Linked DNA regions of Homo sapiens: regions 1 and 3 are each linked to region 2. Evidence: chromatin contacts called from ENCODE Hi-C or POLR2A ChIA-PET data. All regions are on one chromosome and are shown on one strand. Each heading gives the region's core, a stretch centred on a gene start or an enhancer-like site at or near the end of the contact. The rest is flanking DNA. Distances are from core to core; before and after follow the strand shown.

What was found. Hi-C counts contacts between places; a loop is a spot of excess contacts on that map. ChIA-PET counts read pairs that join two places held with the same protein, here RNA polymerase II (POLR2A). Pooled maps may share reads with other maps.
Region 1: a loop to region 2 is called in a pooled map, with 2.9 times the contacts of the local background. The contact joins two enhancer-like sites. A Hi-C loop is called at or near these places in 2 of 168 maps with a recorded cell type or tissue (endothelial cell of umbilical vein and posterior vena cava), 6 of 37 single-sample maps with no recorded cell type and 12 of 50 pooled maps. POLR2A ChIA-PET finds 5 or more read pairs at or near these places in 15 of 52 experiments (B cell, CD4-positive, alpha-beta T cell, CD4-positive, alpha-beta memory T cell and 10 more).
Region 3: a loop to region 2 is called in a map of endothelial cell of hepatic sinusoid, with 4 times the contacts of the local background. The contact joins two enhancer-like sites. A Hi-C loop is called at or near these places in 4 of 168 maps with a recorded cell type or tissue (endothelial cell of hepatic sinusoid, endothelial cell of umbilical vein, heart right ventricle and 1 more), 7 of 37 single-sample maps with no recorded cell type and 10 of 50 pooled maps. POLR2A ChIA-PET finds 5 or more read pairs at or near these places in 10 of 52 experiments (A673, B cell, CD4-positive, alpha-beta T cell and 6 more).

What each region holds. Positions count from the first base shown.
Region 1 is chr17:40,540,831-40,544,350 of GRCh38, reverse strand. No RefSeq gene overlaps it. Among named protein-coding and RNA genes, the nearest start is that of CCR7, 23 kb to the left of the region's middle. RefSeq lists enhancers at 1,224-1,393, 1,674-1,803. Within about 2 kb of position 2,235, at least 30 of the 41 ENCODE cell types and tissues checked have a DNase peak (open chromatin) inside an H3K27ac peak, as active enhancers do; they include B cell, CD4-positive, alpha-beta T cell and CD8-positive, alpha-beta T cell, where a contact is called at or near this core.
Region 2 is chr17:40,581,206-40,584,794 of GRCh38, reverse strand. No RefSeq gene overlaps it. Among named protein-coding and RNA genes, the nearest start is that of CCR7, 18 kb to the right of the region's middle. RefSeq lists a silencer at 2,258-2,403 and enhancers at 2,162-2,411, 2,432-2,571. Within about 2 kb of position 2,339, at least 11 of the 41 ENCODE cell types and tissues checked have a DNase peak (open chromatin) inside an H3K27ac peak, as active enhancers do; they include B cell, CD4-positive, alpha-beta T cell and CD8-positive, alpha-beta T cell, where a contact is called at or near this core.
Region 3 is chr17:40,520,346-40,523,467 of GRCh38, reverse strand. It overlaps LOC105371773 (a long non-coding RNA gene), which reads right to left. Exons shown (of 4, transcript NR_188623.1): 2 at 2,644-2,753; 3 at 1-3. Among named protein-coding and RNA genes, the nearest start is that of TNS4, 20 kb to the right of the region's middle. Within about 2 kb of position 1,872, at least 5 of the 41 ENCODE cell types and tissues checked have a DNase peak (open chromatin) inside an H3K27ac peak, as active enhancers do.

The DNA of each region.
Region 1 (3,520 bases), core at 986-3,485, 40 kb after region 2:
CCATTCCAATTACAGTCACCCACAGGAGAGAGGAAAGGTCGTCCAAGTGGCCACCAACAAGAAACTATTTCATCAGATTTCTTTTTTGTTTGTCTGTTTGAGACGGAGTCTCACCCCGTCACCCAGGCTGGAGTGCAGTGGCGCGATCTCGGCTCACTGCAACCTCTGCCTCCCGGATTCAAGTGATTCTCTTGCCTCAGCCTCCCAAGTAGCTGGGACTACAGGCACGCACCACCACATCCAGCTAATTTTTGTATTTTTAGTAGATACAGGGTTTCACCATGTTGCCCAGGCTGCTGTCAAACTCCTGACCTCATGATCCGCCCACCTCAGCCTCCCAAGGTGCTGAGATTACAGGCGTGAGCCACTGCGCCCGGCCTATTTCTTCAGATTTCTTATAGGACATAAGTCACTCAGATCCCCTCACAGGCTTTCTGTCAACTTACTGAGAGGGAAACTGAGTCAAGGAAGAGTGAAGTGACTTGGGTGAGCAGCAGAGTTGAGGGTTGTGGTCTTTCTGATGTGCAGTCTCCATGAGACCAGATCCAGAACAATCCATGCCCCACCGCACTAGCACACAGCTGGTTCCCATTCCCCAGGCGTGGGAAACAGCCGGGCTGGTTGGAGGCCTGCCAGGGTGGGAGGTCTGGTCACCAGGTGCCCCAGGACAGGGAGGAGGGGGCAAAGCAGGGGGTCCGGCATTCAGATTCCCATACTGGTCTCACCGTTTATCATCCGTGTGACCTTGACAAGTGCCTTCTCCTCCCTCGATGCAGTTTCCCCGTTTGAAAACAGGTGTGATGTTGTTAAAACCTCCCTGGAGTGTTACATTAAACGAGGTAGTGGATGTACAGCTCTTCGTAAAGTGTAAAGTGATAGAGAGGGTAACAATAGACACTCTTCCATAACAATAGCTGGAATAATCGCCTCTGCTGTGGGGACCTCAGTGGCTAGTTTAGGGGTCATCTTTCCCCGTGAGATGAGGAATTACTCCCCTGTGACACACGAGGACAGAAGGCATTTGCTTTGGTTACAGAGTGAGGGGACTGGCATTGCTGAGCCTGTGTGCTCCCACGTCACGTGGTCCCTGGCAGGTCCCCACTTTGCCCCTGTCTGACCAAAGCTCCTCCCAGGAAGGGAGACTTTAGGCCCCAAACTTAGCAGGTCCAGACCAACTCCTGATTGGCTGGCCTAGCCCAGTGCCTGGCACATCATAGGTCAAAACATGCTCGTGGAATAAATGCTCATGAATGGCGAATGTGGGGTCTTCCCACACCCTTGACTCATAAGTTTAAAATCTACCCAAAAACCCCAGCATTGCAGAGACATGCCCAGGCAGACAGGCCCCTCTGTGGAAAGAGCTGTTTGTCATGGCTAAAGGTAAGGGCCCCATTTCAGACACTGTCCTGGAAGAGTCCCAGACAGTCAACAGATGACCCTGCCTTTTAACATCCACCCCATCCCTGCCAAGCACAGGGTCCCGGGCTCTGACGCAAGCACCTCTGCAAATAGATGTCGTTTCCATGGGAACTGAAACCCCAGTTTGTTTTTCCCTCCAAGGCACTCTGTAATTTCCAGCACAGTCTGTGCAACGTCAGCCTGGTAACCTCGTGCTGAGCTGTTCTCCGGGTCTGTGTCCAGCACAGGGAGCTGAGCTGACCTAGAGAGGTCATGGCAAGACTGTGCTCCCAGAAGGGCCTCCAGAGTTCGTGGGCACCAGCCCCTGCCTCCCCCCTGCAGAGGGGTACCCAGTAGATAGGTGGAGTCAGAGACGAGTCCTTGAACCTCCCTAAGGGAGGCCTGGGGGGTTAGGGGGGAGTGGAAGGACGGGGGCTCATTTCCAGTAAGAAGTGGGAGGGAAGGAAAAGGTCTCAGTCTGGAAGCCTGGGCCCCAGGGAGGGCGGGCGATGGGTAACAGATGATTTCTGGCTGCTAGAGGAGGGTGTGCTCTCAGCAGTTGGATCATTAGCCTCTATTGTCTGAGCCTCCGTGAGGAAACAGCCGTGGAAGCAAAAGCAGAGGCGAGAAGGACTTGGGGAGATGGAGGCGGAAAGGAGGGGGAGGAGGTTAGCGGACGAGGCAACGATGAACTTTAAGGACAAGATGCCAAGAGGACGGAGGAGGGGCTGCCGTGCCAGAAGAGTGCTGCCCCCTGTCCCCAGCACCATTCAAGCTTAGGGCCTGGGGAGGCAGGTCCTTTCCTGCTCCAGCCTTGAGATGACCAAGGCCCCAGCCAACACCTTGATGGCCGCCTGTGAGAGACCCAGAGCCGAGGACCCAACAGAGGCCCAGGCTGCAGCTGACATGCTCCGGAGTCCTTCCATCTGCCACGGGGAATGGACAAAGTGTTCCTCCAACCCCTCGGGGTGGCCTAGGGGCCCTCAAGGACCCCAGAAGGGGAGTCTGAGGCCAGAGTGAGAACCGGGATGCCTTTGAACTAGCTCTTTGGCCCCTCTCTCTCTCTTTCTCAGTGCCCTCAACAATAACACCTGCTCTCATGCTTCCAGGGCACTGTGGGCGAGGTGAGGACTCCGGTGTGAAAGTGCGACTGCCAGAGCCTGGCTGTTGTTACTACTACCCATGGGGGGGCCCTGCCCGCACCTCCCACCCCTCCACCGTGTCCCGAGCCACAAGGCAGAGTGACTGCCTCTCTTCAGCCACAGTCCCTGGGTTATTCAACAGCGGCTACCAGGACAGGCAGCCAAGGCCCTAAAGAAAGGGAGAGTAATGCTAGGAGGGAAACAGGACATGGCAGGCAGCACCCTCTCCCCAGACTGGCATCCATTGCCACTGCTTCCTGGGGGCCCTGTAGCCTGGTGGCCCCATACCCTGGCCCTCATACTCTAGCCCAGCCTCAGCATCTCAGGCCACCTCCCCACTCCACCTTGCGGTTAACAACAACAGTCAAACCACTGACCTGATTTTCTGCAGAGAGGAAAAGATAATAGGGCACCTCGGTGCATGTTCGCATGCACACACACACAAACACAGACACACACACACATGCACACACATACATGCATGCACACAGACATGCACGCACACACTCATGCATTCACACGCGTACACTCGCACACATGCACACACACACACACGCACGCATGCACACACCCCCACTCAATGGAAACTTTCTCTGTCTCCTTGACAGGAACCCAGCCCTGCCAGGGAGCTTCCTCAGGTAGAAAGTTCAGTGTTTATCTGCGGTTGATCAGAGGCCCGAGTTGAGTTCCTGGAGCCTCCCTGGGTGAGCACCGCCGGCCTGACCTGCCTCCCCTGCCCAGGGACAGTGCCTCTGGCCTGTCTAGGTCTCTGTGGGGTATCTGCTTTCTCCCTGAACTCTTGGCATTGTGCTGGGCACTGAGAAAGGGATTGATAAGACCCTTGACCCTCAAAAGAGCCAGAGAGACCTGGGATGGGAATAATTCCCAAATAAACCAGTGCTTCCCCTCCCTAAACTTTCTCATAACTCAGGGTCCTCCAAGCCTCAAAAACATCTCAGGGCCATGTTCTGCCACATACA
Region 2 (3,589 bases), core at 1,090-3,589:
TACGAGGAAAACTACAAAACACTACTGAAAGAAATCAGACAACACAAACAAATGGAAACACATGCCATGCTCATGGATAGGTAGACTCAATATTGTGAAAATGACCACACTGCCAAAAGCAATCTACAAATTCAATGTAATCCCCATCAAAATACTGCCACCATTCTTCACAGAGTTAGAAAAAACAATTCTAAAATTCATATGGAACCAAAAAAGAGCCCACATAGCCAAAGCAAGGCTAAGCAAAAAGAACAAATCTGGAGGCATCACACTACCTGATTTCAAACTATATTATAAGGCCATAGTCACCAAAACAGCATGGTACTGGTATAAAAATAGGCACATAGACCAATGGAACAGAATAGAGAACCCAGAAATAAACCCAAATACTTACAGCCAACTGGTCTTCAACAAAGCAAACAAAAACATAAAGTGGGGAAAGGACACCCTTTTCAACAAATGGTGCTGGGATAATTGGCTAGCCACATGTAGGAGAATGAAATTGGATCCTCATCTCTCACCTTATACAAAAATCAACTCAAGATGGATTAAGGACTTAAACCTAAGACCTGAAACTGTAAAAGTCCTAGAAGATAACATTGGAAAAACTATTTTAGACATTGGCTTAGGCAAGGATTTCATGACCAAAACCCCAAAAGCAATTGCAATAAAAACAAAGATAAATAGCTGGGACCTAATTAAACTAAAGAGCTTTTGCATGGCAAAAGGAACAGTCAGCAGAGTAAACAGGTAACCCACAGAGTGGGAGAAAATCTTCACAATCTATACATCTGACAAAGGACTAATATCCAGAATCTACAACAAACTCAAATCAGTAAGAAAAAAACAAACAATCCCATCAAAAAGTGGGCTAAGGACATGAATAGACAATTCTCAAAAGAAGATATACAAATGGCCAACAAACATGAAAAAATGCTCAACATCACTAATGATCAGGGAAATTCAAATCAAAACCACAATGCGATACCACCTTACTCCTGCAAGAATGGCCATAATCAAAGAATCAAAAAACAGTAGATGTTGACAGAGATGCAGTGATCAGGGAACACTTCTATACTGCTGGTAGGAATGTAAACTAGTACGCCACTAAGGAAAACAGTGTGGAGATTCCTTAAAGAACTAAAAGTAGAACTACCATTTGATCCAGCAATCCCACTACTGGGTATACCCAGAGGAAAAGAAGTCATTATTCGAAAAAGATACTTGCACACACATGTTTATAGCAGCACAATTCACAGTTGCAAAATCATGGAACCAATCCAAATGCCCATCAATCAACGAGTGGATAAAGAAACTGTAGTATATATATGTATAATGGAATAGTATTCCATCTGATTAGTCTCAGCCATAAAGAGATGAATTAACAGCATTTGCAATGACCTGGATGAGATTGGAGACTATTATTCTAGGTGAAGTAACTCAGGAATGGAAAACCAAACATTGTATGTTCTCACTGACATGTGGGAGCTAAGCTATGAGGACGCAAAGGCATAAGAATGATACAATGGACTTCGGGGACTTGGGGAGAAGAGCAGGAAGGGGCAAGGGATAAAAGACAACAAATATGGTGCAGTGTATACTGCTCGGGTGATGGGTGCACCAGGATCTCACAAATCACCACTAAATAACTTACTCATGTAACCAAATATCACCTGTACCCCAATAACGTATGGAAAATTTTTTAAAAAGAATAAAAAATAAATTTTAAAAATGTACAATTTCGGTTGTGAATGTGCAGGGTTGGCCCAGCAATGGGCAGGCTGGAGGTGGGGAGTGGGCATCTTGGATGTCTAATTTATCACTCGCCATGAGACCAGCCTCAACATTTCCCACCCCTGCTTTCACCACAGAGGTTATTTCAGTCCAAGTTTCCTGTCGCCCTTGCCACCTTGCCAAGATAAAGGTCACCACCGGGTCTCACTGGGGAACAAAAGGAGGGATTCTGGGCAGCCCTCAGTCATGCACAAAAGCTCTGGGCTTAGAGCTCTTGGGGACAGTAGGACAGCAGGGCCAGCCCCACCCTCTCTGGTTGGCTGAAACTAGAATGGCGTGAGGTTTGGCTGAGCAATTCTGGAAGAATAACTGCTCCCTTCCTTTCCCTTTCACCTTTCCTCAGACCCCCGTCCTCACTCACCCCCACTTCTCCCCTCAGAGAGCTTTTGGCAACACGAAAAACACAGACACATAGACCCCTCCCTCTTAATGCCCAACAATGAACCCATGCAGCAAAACAGGAAGCATCTTCCTGTCAAGGCAAACCCATTGTTCTCTCTGTGCACACGTCCTGACAAGTCAGGAAACCGCCGCCGGGCCATGGCAACAGGTGTCAGGGTGACCTGAGGCTTCCCGCTAGCCTGTGCCAAGCCCTCCTTCCCTTTTCATGTAAGTGCCACACGCTAACCAATTGCACCACTGAGAGCTCCTCTCCTTCCCTTTTCTTCATCCTGGTGAGCCATCCTCTTCCTCCCTGCAGCCTCACAACTTATTTTCCTCACACCTGTTGGCCCTTTCCCTCTTGGTTGTCCAAGGTCCGAGTAAGACCTTAAAAGGCCCTGAACCCTATAAAGATTGCAGTCTCTCTCCAAATATAATTCCTAATACTCACCAGACAACACAAAATGTACATGTGTGCTGAAATTAAAAGAGCATCTTTTTAGATTTTCTGATTACTGAACTCTTCTCAACTTTGGGATGTCTTCATCTGGCTGGGGCCCTGTGTCCATACCAAATCTGCCTGTTGGGTTACCCCACACTGGTGGAGGCTCATTTTCGTTGGCTTCACATGGGAACAGATTATTCCCAAGTGAGATAAAACAGGGGCAAGAGGTGGGGGCAGGAGTGAGAGGTGTGATCTTGGACTTTGCCCACTAAATGACAAGTCCAGAGGGACAGGAAGCCATTGGACACTCTGGGTAGAGCCAGGACACTGCTACTATGACCATGGACTCCATATGCAAGAAAGGCAGGACTGAGTTTCTGAGCTTCTGCAGACCTGGCTCCCTCCAGGGGACTCTGGGTCTGGCTCCTCTGTCGATTCTCTCCAGATCAGAGGCCTCCTCTAGGGGTCTCAAGACTTGTCCTGTTCTTTTTCATAATAACAGGGGCTGGAGTTTCTGGTAAGCTAAGCTTTTCTTTATCCTCTGGGTAACCAAGTCATCAGTGAGGTGGTTGGACTGAATGACTATAAAGGTTACTTGTAGGTCCTTCTCCCTGCTCATTCTCAGAAACCTTCGTAAAACAGGATGGGATGTAAAGACCTGTCTGAGGGTGTCTTTCCCAGGAAGAGAGGGGGCAGCCGTGGTCTGAGCTCTTCCGACCATGCCCAACATCAGTAAAGGCAGCCTGGCATAGTGGGAAAAGCCCCTTAGCTTAGAGTCAAATATCAAGTCACTTTCCTTTCAAGTCTCAGCTTCCTCAATCATAGAATGGAAACCTGCCACACAGGGCAGCCCGAGGGCTAAATGAGATGAGGTATAAGGATGTGCTTGGAGATGTGGATGCCCATGCTATTTTCCATTGCTTGTCAAGCTCCTCAAGGCCCAGGACTAGGTTGATGGGCCTTCAAGCC
Region 3 (3,122 bases), core at 623-3,122, 61 kb after region 2:
TCTCTGCAACAAAGAGAGCTTTGCACACACCTGTCCCTCTGGTGGAGAGGGATTCCTTAAAGGGAATCCTCATATTTCCCCTGCACCCAGTCCTATAGCTAGCACACAGTGGGCAATCAATAAGTATTGGAGTCTAATTGAGTTGCAGCAAGCTGAACTGGATTATGAAGATCCCAAACCCACTGCCAGGCAGAGATATGAAAGCCAAGCTATCATGGCCAGGTGCGGTGGCTCACGCCTGTGATCCCAGCACTCTGGGAGGCCAAGGCAGGTGGGTCTAAGACACAGTCTGTGAGCAGGATCCTGTTCTCAGTCCTCGAGCAGAGCCAAAAGGAGGAAGAGCATCACCCACACTGGGAGTTGCAGGTCTAATGAAGAAAGCAGGACAGGAAGAATCCCTGTCCTCAAGGAGCTTCTCATCTAATATGGCGGGGGGTGGGAGGGCAGGGAAACAAAATAGAGTCCCAGGCTTCAAGTCGCTCCCAGGCTGATGTGATCCAACCCACACTCAGGAAACACCCAGTCCAATATGGGAGACAGTACATGTGCACACAAGTGTCATCCAAATTGAGAGGATACAGCACCAGTCACTGTGCCTACTGTGTCCCTACTGTGTGCTAAGCATGTTACTTAGGGGTATCACTTATAAGGCCGTCATGCAAATGGTCCAGTCTCAAAGCTGCGTTATCATCAAGGATGGCAACCAGGCTGGGCGCAGTAGCTCATGCCTGTAATCCCAGCACTTTGGGAGGCTAAGGCAGGAAGATCACTTGAAGCCAGGAGTTTGAGACCACCCTGGGCAATATAACAAGACCCTGTTGCTACAAAAAAAAATTGGCTGCAGTGAGCTATGATCTCACCACTGCGTCACTCCAGCCTAGGCGACAGAGCAAGATCCCATCTCAAAGAAAAAAAAAAAGAGACAGAGTGGGAGAGGAGAGAGAGAATAGCAACCAAAAAATAATAATTTCACAATAACTCTGTTTACTTGAATTTCTTAAACTTGACTACAAAGATTCATGGATCATAGCGATGCTTCTCAAATCTCCTTTCTCCCACCCACTCTCTTCCCTCACCCATTACAGCTGCTCAAACCTCCCTCCTCCCTCAGTCTTGCTGCTAATCCTTCTTCCCTCTCTCTCTCTCCTCCCAGTTCTATATCGCCTATGCCTAAGGACTATTCCAATAAATCAGCACCTTTCATAGAGGGTTAAGGGAGGCGTGCGCGCACACACACACACACACACACACACACACACACACACACACACACACACAATTCAAATAGGCCAAGTCAGGATTTTCTCTGATGAGCAGAGAGAAGGGAGAGACTGGGATGGAACACTCGACCCCCACCCGCCCCCGCCGATGGCTTTCCTCCTGCCACACACACATTATCTCACTTGATCCTCACAACCAACATATAAGGTTGATGCTATTATCCTTATTCTACCTATGAAAAAACTGAGATTAGCAAGTAATGCTTGACCCAGGCCATGCCATTAGTTAGCAGTGGAGCAGGGACTTGAACCCATGTCTGCCGAAAGGACAAATATCCTTGTTCCTGGCAGGGTGTCCAGAGTGAAGGAGTTGGGTGACTCAGGGCTTGGAGAGAGTGCTTTGTGGAAAGCAATCTTCAGGGTGTGGTGAATTCTTCTTCAATACCTCAGGATATGTATGTGTTTGTGTCTGTGTGCGTCTGGGGATGGGGGTGACCTGACCACAGGGAGTTCTTCTCAGCCATGCTCCACTTCCTACAGAGTGGGAGGACATTCCCTGTGGAGCCAGTCATCCTGGGGCAGCTCAGGGAGGACTGCAAGGGCACCCTCCACAGCGGGGAGGATACGTGGGGACTCTCCCTGGGGGTCAGAGTGGAGCAGGGAACTCCAGAAGCCCGAAGGGAGGAGACTCCTGGGGGCCAGGCTGAGAGTATGATTCGCTCATGGCATCTTGTTACAGGAACAGGAAGCTTCCGTCTCCTTAGAGCCTCCCTTCAGCAACATGAAGCTGGAAGGGCAGAGCGTGGCCCCATTTTACAAGTAACAAAACTGAGTCCCAAAGCAGTTCCTCCACTGTAGAGGAGACAGGGCTAGGCCTCAACACAGACCCTCTGGCATCCCGCCACGCCCCACACACAGCCTAGGCTGCCAGGAGGACTCCACAGCCCTGCATCCCACCTCCACTTCCCCCGGCCCATCCGAAACAGTGCCTCCTTCTCTCCTTCCTGAGGCCACCAAGCGACTCTTGTCCCTGGACTTTGAGTCCTTCGGGCAGACCCAGAGGAACCTGTCCTGCCCGCTGTGTCCTGCTGGTGTCTGGCAGGAGAAGACACTGTGTGAATGGAGGGATGCAGGCGGCAACAGACAGGCTGGGGTAAGAGAGGGAGTGCTAGGCAGGAGGCGTCGTGACCTCTTCCCGCTCCACCACAAACCAGTACCCTGGGTGGTCTTGGGGAAGCCGCCCTCCATCTCTGCGTCTCCCTCCTTCATTGCATAGGAGGGGGTGGGGACACATCAGGCTGCACAGAACCCAGGTGTGGCGGGTGCAGGAGGATGGAGAGGGCTGGACGGCTAGGGTGCTGACCCCCTCCCTCAGTGCCCACCTCCACCAGCACCCCCTCCAACTGGATTAGCCTTGACCTACCTGTTGTATTAGTCTGCACTTACTGGTAAGCTTCTGTTTGAAGAAAGGATTCCGGCATCCACCTTCTTTCTTACAAATACCTCTGTATGGTGTCGGTTCATAATCCTGTTCTGTTGATTGTTATTAAATAAGGATTTTCCTGTACTTTTAGGAGGAGGTTCCAGAGTAAGGGGTGGGAATGGGCTGGGGGATTCACTGCTTCACTACTCCTGGATCCCCCCACCCTGCTATTGGTACTGGAAGTATTCAACACGTGGCTTCCCTTTGAGACCGCCTCCATGGGACACCTCCCCTGACCCTCACCCCCCAAATATGTAAACCTTCTGAGCTTGTTGCCTATTTTACCCCAGTGGTTCTGCCCAATTTGTTTTTTTGTTTTTTTGTTTTTTTCTTTGATATGGAGTCTCACTCTGTCGCCCAGGCTGGAGTGCAGTGGTGCCCTCTCGGCTCACTGCAACCTCTGCCTCCTGGGTTCAAGT